Linked DNA regions of Homo sapiens: region 1 is linked to region 2. Evidence: read pairs that join two places in POLR2A ChIA-PET (ENCODE). Cell type or tissue: B cell. All regions are shown on one strand. Links, peaks and the distances in the headings refer to the core of each region. The heading gives the core; the rest is flanking DNA.

The links. Peaks named below come from ENCODE experiments on the same cell type or tissue, not always from the same donor. Only the 100,000 strongest peaks of a DNase experiment are listed, where the experiment ranks them.
Region 1: POLR2A ChIA-PET joins it to region 2 with 8 read pairs; 2 of 35 experiments call an interaction of 5 or more read pairs at or near these places.

Annotation. Positions count from the first base shown.
Region 1 is chr2:233,127,143-233,131,527 of GRCh38, reverse strand. It overlaps INPP5D (inositol polyphosphate-5-phosphatase D), which reads right to left. Exons shown (of 27, transcript NM_001017915.3): 5 at 880-1,020. Among named protein-coding and RNA genes, the nearest start is that of INPP5D, 69 kb to the right of the region's middle. RefSeq lists an enhancer at 2,062-2,561. In B cell, for the core only: no CTCF peak of the experiment used is centred there; no DNase peak of the experiment used is centred there; H3K27ac peaks cover 1,805 bases.
Region 2 is chr2:233,200,418-233,204,802 of GRCh38, reverse strand. INPP5D (inositol polyphosphate-5-phosphatase D) reads right to left here. Exons shown (of 27, transcript NM_001017915.3): 26 at 86-677. Among named protein-coding and RNA genes, the nearest start is that of ATG16L1, 49 kb to the left of the region's middle. In B cell, for the core only: no CTCF peak of the experiment used is centred there; a DNase peak (open chromatin) is centred at 2,032; H3K27ac peaks cover 2,511 bases.

The sequences.
Region 1 (4,385 bases), core at 194-4,193, 73 kb after region 2:
ACAGGATTTCACCATGTTGGCCAGGCTGGTCTCAAACTGCTGACCTCAGGTGATCCACCTGCCTCGGCCTCCCAAAGTGTTGGTATTACAGGCGTGAGCCACCACACCCGGCCTGACCTTTCATTTGTGATGGGATTGTTTTGGCTCCCTGTGGCTTTGTTCAGATGCTCTGGAATTTTTTTTGTTTTTTTTCTCTTCCAAGCTTTTGGCATTTAAAATATTCTTTGCCAATTCTTTGGATGGCATATTAGCCTTACTTTTGCACTTTTAACAATTAAAATGTAATTAACTTGAAATTAACTTTCATCAATTAAATTTTAAAATGTAAAACCAAAAGAATCTAAAAGAAATCAGAACCTTTACCAGTTGGTCATTCAATGGATCGGACATCAGAAAATTAAAGTTTTGGTGAATCATCTCCCTTTGAAAAATTGACATCACTGGAAATCTTGGGCCATAACCACCCACGCAGAAAATAGACTAACTTTAATTTATTTCCTTTTGATGCCTTTCTGTGCTTGTCAGGTGTAATGGCTGCAGCAAACAGCAAGAGCAGCAGCAAAAATCTTAAGAGCTGGATCCTGTGCAAGTGAGAAAGGGCTGGCCATGTCCTCCCACCCCATCCGCTTCCCAGAGCAACTGGCCTCCAATTAACTTTAGTTGTAAAAAGCTGCAGCACACACAAGCTACTGTTCAAATTCCATGATAACAAGACCTCCAAACAACCACAGAGATTTCCAAGCTGTGCTCACCACTCAATTATTGTGAGTGCGGCAGAGGCATTTGTTCAGCCAGGCAGAGGCAGAGGTCGCTCTCATGAGCTGTTTCTCTCACCTGGTGGCCGCCCCCACCTGCCCGCCCCCGTGGGCCAGCCATTACCCATAGAGCTCCTTGCAGAGCAGTGTGGTCAGTTTCTTCAGGTGAGGAAGACTGCTGGACCCTGTCTTCACAAATTCAGAGTCCTGGGCGAGCTGAGTGCTTAAATAATCTTGGATGGCCTTAAGATGCTCTTCTGGAAGCCTAAAGAAAAGAAAAAAGAAACAAACTATGCTTGCCTGTTTCTTTTAGCCACCATCACCAATGGGAACAGCAACCACAATAACAAATCCTCATCCTCAGAGCCTCCAAGGGGACACCGTCCTTCAGAAGAATGTTTGCAAACCTGGACGAAGGTTCCCGTGGTCTCACTGATGGGGTAGATTAGCAGGTCAGAGCAAGAAGAAGTGGCCCAGCAGGAAAAGGTGCCTCTCAATGAGCTCCTTTGGGTGCTGCTGGGAGGAAGTGGTTTTGGCTGGGGGTCTGGGAAATGGTTATACTTTAAAAAGGAGACCAAGGCTGGGCATGGTGGCTCACAACTGTAATCCCAGCACTTTGGGAGGCCCAGGTGGGCGGATCACCTGAGGTTAGGAGTTCAAGAACAGCCTGGGGGGAAACCCCGCCTCTACTAAAAATACAAAAATTAGCCGGGTGTGGTGGTGGGTGCCTGCAATCTCAGCTACTTGGGAGGCTGAGACAGGAGAATCATTTGAACCCGGAAGGCAGAGGTTGCAGTGAAAACAGATCGTGCCATTGCACTCCAGCCTGAGTGACAGAGTGAGACACTGTCTCTCACACACACACACACACACACACACACACACACAAAAGGAGGCCAAAAGCTTTGGAAAGTGTAAGTGGAATTGTTTTCCTACCTTATCTACTTATAAAGATAGGATCTGAGGGCTGGAAGGATGATGGGATCTAGAGATAACAAATGGCTTTAGCTCCCATGCACTTTGCAATTTCACGGCCAAAGGCTACCCAGGGCACTGTGTTCAGAGAGTCTGGATTCATCTCAGGCTCTGTGGGGGGAGTCTGAGTGATTAGCGATGGGGCTGGGGATATGGAATGAGGTAGTGCAAGTGGCCGACTTTGCCGTGTGGAATCTGCTCCAACCCCTTCAGTGTACAGAGTGAATGGGGCTGAAGGCAGGATTTGTTCACTGTGCAGATCAACCCTGGTGGCAGAGGCACAGGCAGAGAGCCCAGGCCAGTCCCACGAGGGGCGCCCCCTAAAGTCGGATCAGCTGTCTGCATTCTATCTTCCAGCACCTTTTGTTCTGGGTAACGCTTGAGTGTTTGTTCCCATAATGATGGAAATTGTAATTACAGCAAGTATTTCCTGAGCACAGCATACCAGACACTATGCTAAGCACTTCATGCTCATTTTCTCCATTAACCCACAAATCAATTTTATGACTCAGATATTATTACTAATTATTCCTGTTTTACAAATCAGAGAACTGAGGCTTAACCATGTTAATTAGCTGTGTGGAAAAAATTATTACAAGCCTTCATTTATTTATTTATTTATTTATTTTTTTGAGACAGGGTCTCACCCTGTCACCTGGGCTGGAGTGCAATGGCAAGATCTCGGCTCACTGCAACCTCCAACCCCCAAGTTCAAGTGATTCTCCTGCCTCAGCCTCCTGGGTAGCTGACACCACAGGCACATGCCACCAGACCTAGCTAATGTTTGTATTTTTAGTAGAGGTGGAGTTTTACCATGTTGGCCAGGCTGACCTCAGGTGATCCACTGCCTCAGGCTCCCAAAGTGCTGGGATAACAGGTGTGAACCACCCTGCCCAGCCGCCTTAAAGATTTTTATTCCAGGCTTGATATGTAATCAAATTGAAACTAAAGGCCACAAGGCTTTTCCTGTGGAATCTGTGAAAGAATGAAAAGCCGTTGCTCTTAAGATTGGACAGGAATTGCCAGGCATGGTGGGTCACGCCTATAATCCCAGCACTTTGGGAGGCAGAGGTGGGCAGATCACCTGAGGTCAGGAGTTCAAGGCCAGCCTGGCCAACATGGTGAAACCCTGTCTCTACTAAAAATACAAAAATTAGCTGGGCGTGGTGGCGTGCGTTTGTAGTCCCAGCTACTCAGGAGGCTGAGGCGGGAGGATTGCTTGAACCCAGGAGGTAGAGGTTGCAGTGAGCCGAGATCGCGCCACTGTGTTCCAGCTTGGGTGACAGAGCGAGACTCCATCTCAAAAAAAATACTGAACAGGACTGGCTTACCCATTTGACTTGTTAGATTGAGAAGAGAACATTTACATTTAAGTTCTTCTATATTTATTCTGGGTCTTGACATCATAAAAATCCAGTTTCTGCCTGAGTCTGTTTACTAAAAGGGACAAACATCTCTTCTATAGTATTAAAAACAGTGGTCCCCAACCTTTTTGGCACAAGGGACCGGTTTTGTGGAAGACAATTATTCCACGGATGGGTGGTGGGGGGATGGTTGTGGGAGGAAACTGCTCCATCTCAGATCATCAGGCGTTAGTTAGATTCTCCTAAGAGGCGTGCAGCCTAGATCCCTCAAGTGCACAGTTCACAACCGGGTTCACACTCATGAGAATCTAATGCCACCGCTGATCTGACAGGAGGCAGAGCTCAGGTGGTAATGCTCGCTTGCCCTCCGCTCACCTCCTGCTGCCACCCAGTTCCTAATAGTCCACAGGTTGGGGACCCCTGTATTAAAATATGTATCTTAACAGGTCTAATTACTATTGCCTTGTGACTTTGATACCGTGAGTCTGTATTACAGGCAGTTCTATTTGTTAAAATGTTTGTGGTAGGCTGGGCACAGTGGCTCATGCCTATAATCCCAGCACTTTGGGAGGTCGAGGCGGGCAGATCACCTCAGGTTGGGAGTTCGAGACTAGCCTAACCAACATGGAGAAACCCCGTCTCTACTAAAAATACAAAATTAGCTGGTTGTGGTGGCGCATGGCTGTAATCCCAGCTACTTGGGAGGCTGAAGCAGGAGAATCACTTGAACCCGGGAGGGGGAGGTTGCAGTGAGCTGAGATCGTGCCTTTGCACTCCAGCCTGGGCAACAAGAGCAAAACTCCGTCTCAAAAATAAAAGTTTGTTGTAGAAAAGTGTTGACATAAAGATGTAAACTATGTTTATTTGAGAAGGCTAATTTTACTTAGAAATGTGATAATTAACCTACTAAGACCTAACTGATGAGATCTGATTAACTTGCAGGAAAGACTGTGCAAGTTGTCATTTAAAGAAAAATAATCAAAAGGCAGTCCTCTATGTGCAAAGCAGCTTGACAAGCGAAATAGACTGATTTTAAAACACAATGTGGATTCCCAGTTTTCCTTGACCCTGAGAATGGAGGGCGGCTCTGTGTCGCCGCTTTCCTTGGTCTCTGCACATGCCCCCTTCACTCATTCCCATCTCCGAACAGAAGTTTTAGGAAGGTTCCACTGACATGATAAGCAAAGATAGAAAAAGCAGGGCTCTCTGCCCATGAACCCTCAGCCCATGCCCCGACCCTAACCCCTCCTGGAAAGCTGCCTGGAAGCTCGGCTTCACGCCCCTGCTGGTC
Region 2 (4,385 bases), core at 77-4,076:
CACACATATGCATAGGTACACACATACGCACTCACGCATGCACACACACACAAATGCACACGAACCCACGTGTGGCGCAGCGCACCTGCATGGCAGTCCTGCCTAGAGGCCCTGGTGGCCCCTCCTCCGGCCGGTGCTTGCCGTGATGCGGGAGCTCGGTGTTGTCGCGGTAGTCGCGGCCCTTGGAGTGCTGGAGGTGCAGCACCGCCGGGCTCTTGACTGGCAGCGGCGGCCGCGGCGTCGGGGTGGGCGGGGTCTGCTGGTTGATTTCCGATCTGGAAGGCTTGATGGGCCTCTTGGCCGGCACCGGGGCCTGGGAGCTGACCGGGGTCTTGGGCTTCCCTTGGCTCTTGTCCCCGCCGGCCGCCCTGCCCTCGGCAGAGGATGAGCACGTGAAGGAGCGCAGCCGGGGCGCGGGCACCTGCTTGCCGGGCCCCTCGCCGCGATCAGCCTCCTGGGCTTTGGTGAGCACGATGCTGGGCGACAAGATGCCGGGTTCCGGGCAGGGCGGGGGTTCCTTCCGCGGCATTTTGGGGGATTCCTGGTCCTTCCTGGGAGCAGGCTTAGGGAAGGAACTCAGGGACCCATACAGGGGGTTCTCAAACATCTCGGGCTTCGTCAGCGGCAGGTCCTCCTGAGGCAGCGTGTCCCCTGCGTTCTTCCCCAGGTCACTGGGCCTAGAGCCAGGGACAGAGCAGGGAAGACACATGTCCAGGGGAGAAGACATGGGAGCATGGCTGCTTAATGGCTCTGGGTCTTTCTTTGGGGTGATACAAATGTTTCTGAACTAGATAGAGACATGTAACATTGCAAATTTACTGAATGGCACCAAATTGTTTTGTCTTGTTTTGTTTTAGAGACAGAGTCTCGCTCTGTCACCCAGGCTGGAGTGCAGTGGTGCGGTCATGGCTCACTGCTGCCTCAACCTCTTGGGCTCAAGCAGTCCTTCCCCTCAGCCTCCCAAGTAGCTGAGACTACTTGGGAGTAGCTGGGAGTAGCTAGGAGTAGCTGGACATTGCTGGGAGTAGCAATGCCTCCAGGCCTGGCTAATTTTTTAGTTTTGTTTTATTCTGTAGAGATGGGGAGTCTCACTATATTGCCCAGGCTGGTCTTGAACTCTTCGCTTCAAGCAGTCCTCTCACTTTGGCCTCCCAAAGTGCTGGGATTATGGGCATAAGCCACTGTGCCCAGCCTAGCAAACTGTTCATTTTGAAATGGTTAATTTTATGTTAAGTGAATTTCACCTCAAGTGAAAAAAAGGAAGAGGAAACAGTACTGTGTTCATCATACGTTGTCCTCAAAGACAGCCTCAGTTCTGGCCTGGGACCTTTTCCACTATAAAACCTGTTCACATCAGAGCATCTGTGAGCAAGGGGCATGGCACTGGAGGATTTGTGGGAGAAATGAAGTGAGAACTTACATGGCACCTCAGTATCAACCCCTCATCCTCATCAGATGAGCCTGCTCTCCACAGCCCCTTCCCACCTCCCCAGTCAACAGGCCTCCTTTCCCGGTTCCTCCCATCCCCACCCCGCAGCCTCTCCTCTGACTCCAGCAATTCTGCTCCGACCCAGCATTTGCATGACCGCTCAGGAAGGCGATCACACCTCCTCCTCAGGAACCACTTGTGCTACTTGAGGGTGAAAGCTCAAGAGGCTCCATCTACCAAACTCATGTGTGAGACACTTTCCCAGGCACAGCAACACAGCCACAAACAAGGACAGAATCTGAGCTCAGGGGGCCCGACATCCCGGTTAACACAGTGTCCTTCCCAGCCACATGAAGTCCTCTCCCTGGAAGCCTCTCCTAACTCACAGTGGAAGGAACACGTGGTGGCTGTGGTGCAAGTCAGAGGGAACTTGGACACTTGCGAGTACTGGGGAAGCCAAGGCCAGTAGCTAGAAGAAAGGCCCACTCAACTCATGGGCAGGGGAAGCTCCTGTGTTGTGACCCAAAGTAGGCAAGTGCTGCCTTTGCTTGTTTGTGTTCTGATTTATCACTGCTCTGACTGGAGGTGATTTCCTGCTGAGCAAACTATGAGAACGAGAAATGGGAACACATTTTACTTCCTGACTAGCAGCAGAATCTCCCAGGGGAGTGTTCTGGGTTCTGCTTTCTACAGAAAAGGAAGCTATCGTGAAGAAATTGTGGATCGCTGGGAACCCACTGAGCTGTTGAGGCTGTTGCGCCTGTTACTGATGGGATGTGCACTGAGAAGCTGCTCACAGGCACTCAACAGTGACTCTGGGGAGCAGGTGTGGGCTCAGGGGACAAAGGCGGGATGTCGTCCTCACACAGGTGCCGGTGAGAAGCCATGGAGCTCCAGGGAGGCTGGCCTCCGGGACACACCAAAGGGAGCCTGACTGTGCACCTGGGGGTGTTGCCCATTAATTTTTGGAAACACCTTAGAGCAGGTGCATACATAGAAATGCTGGGGCCTCAAACAAGGACTTTGGAAAGGGCCCCCTCCATGTTCAGCCCTCTTCTGACCCCCGTGTGGACCCTCAAAGGCCGTTGCTGTGAGTTAGCCAAGGGAAGAGGGCACAGGAGGGTGCAACTGGCATGGTCACAAGTTTTCAGATGAAGGAGCAAGAAGTCCTGACCTCTGACCACCCTCTCTCAGGGGCTGAGATGGGAGGAGGGGGCTGACTTCAGAGAACTGGGGGCAGGACCAGGAAGAGCCCTGGGTGCAAGCCCTTTTGTGATTCTAAAGCTCACTCCTCTGGGAAAAGAGCAGTGAGATAGAGACCAGGGAAGCCTTCCCTCTAAGAGGAGGCTTCTGTTGCACTTAGAGAGGGGAAGCTTGGTGGGGCGGGCGGGGAAGACTGGGGAAAACCATGAAAAACTCAAAAGTAAGTCTTATTCCCCTGACCAAAGGTAACAAGAAATTGACTCCTATAGCAGGCCACAGTTGTTGAATAAGGGAACCGATATCTAGGGGACGAGTTGATTCCTGCAGCAAATGACTGTACTTCTCAGATTCAGGAGACGAGTCTCATCTCCAAAGCAGCTAAGCACTGGCCAGGGGCTGAGAAGAGTCCCCTTCCTAATTGCACAGCTTCGATCTGGGGTCACCAGTTGTCCTTGCTTACGCAGGACTGAAGGGTTTCCTGAGATGTGGGACTTTCAGTGCTAAAACTGGGACAGTACTTGGCAAACCGGGAAGGTCAGTCCCTGCACTTGGGTCTGGGTGATGGTGGGGAAACACTGATGGTGCTTGGAACACCCCCTTCCACAGCCTTTGCTCTGGCTGAGCCTGGGACCTGGAGCAGCGGAAAGGGATGAGGCAGGTGTGCGAGCTGCAGGGCTCCAGGCTCCAAGCGCCTCCTTGGTGAGCAGTGAGTTAGAAGCGTACCCTGGGGGCCCCTTGCCCGTGGATGGCAGCCTGTCTGCAGCTGTCACCATGGGGCTGTGGGGAGCATGCTCCCACCAAGCTGTGTGCTCGTTGTTATGCACCAAGATCCATTCGCTTTGGGAGCTGAAAAGCATTCACTTACACAAATAATCATGCTCCTTTTTCTTTCTGGTTGCTTAGAGCTCCATTTCCTGGGGTCTCCAAAGAGGTGGCCACACAGGCACCTTGATACCCACTGAATAGTGCCTTTTGTCCTCATATTTCCAGGGCAGGAAACTGAGGCTGTTTCTCCTCCCTCCAAGTTTCTTAGGGAATGACCAGGGTCTGACACCCTATCAACAAACTCTGTACAGAGGCAGAGAGAGAGACAGCTGAGCTGAGCTTCAGGGCTATCCTGTCCTGTCCTTTTCTCTCTCTCTTCCTGACTTCCTCTCATCTATTTATTTATTTATTTATTTATTTATTTATTTATTTATTTATTTATTTTGAGATGGAGTCTTGCTCTGTCACCCAGGCTAAAGTGCAGTGGCATGACCTCAGCTCACTGCAACCTCCGCCTCCCGGGTTCAAGCGATTCTCGTGTCTCAGAGACTCCTGAGTAGCTGGGATTACAGGTGTGGGCCACTACGCCTGGCTGATTTTTGTATTTTTAGTAGAGATGGGGTTTCACCGTGTTGGTCAGGCTGGTCTCAAACTCCTGACCTCAAGTGATCTGCCCACCTTGGCTTCCCAAAGTGCTGGGATTACAGGCGTGAGCCACCGCGCCTGGCCTATCCGTTTCTTAGAGCATATCTCGCATATTTTGAGAAATGAGACTGTCAACAGCTTCTCCATCCAGAGGAAGACCCTGCCAGGTCAGGCCTGGGAAGGGTGGAACTGGAGGGAGCTGGAGGACAGTGTGATGGAGAACACACCGCTGCTGGCTCTGCCCCATGTGGCGGACAGCACGCAAGTCCTCATGGAAAAAGGATGAAGAAAAAACCAGTGTTAGAGGAAGAGAGGCTGAGAGTGAACCCCTGAGGTTATGATA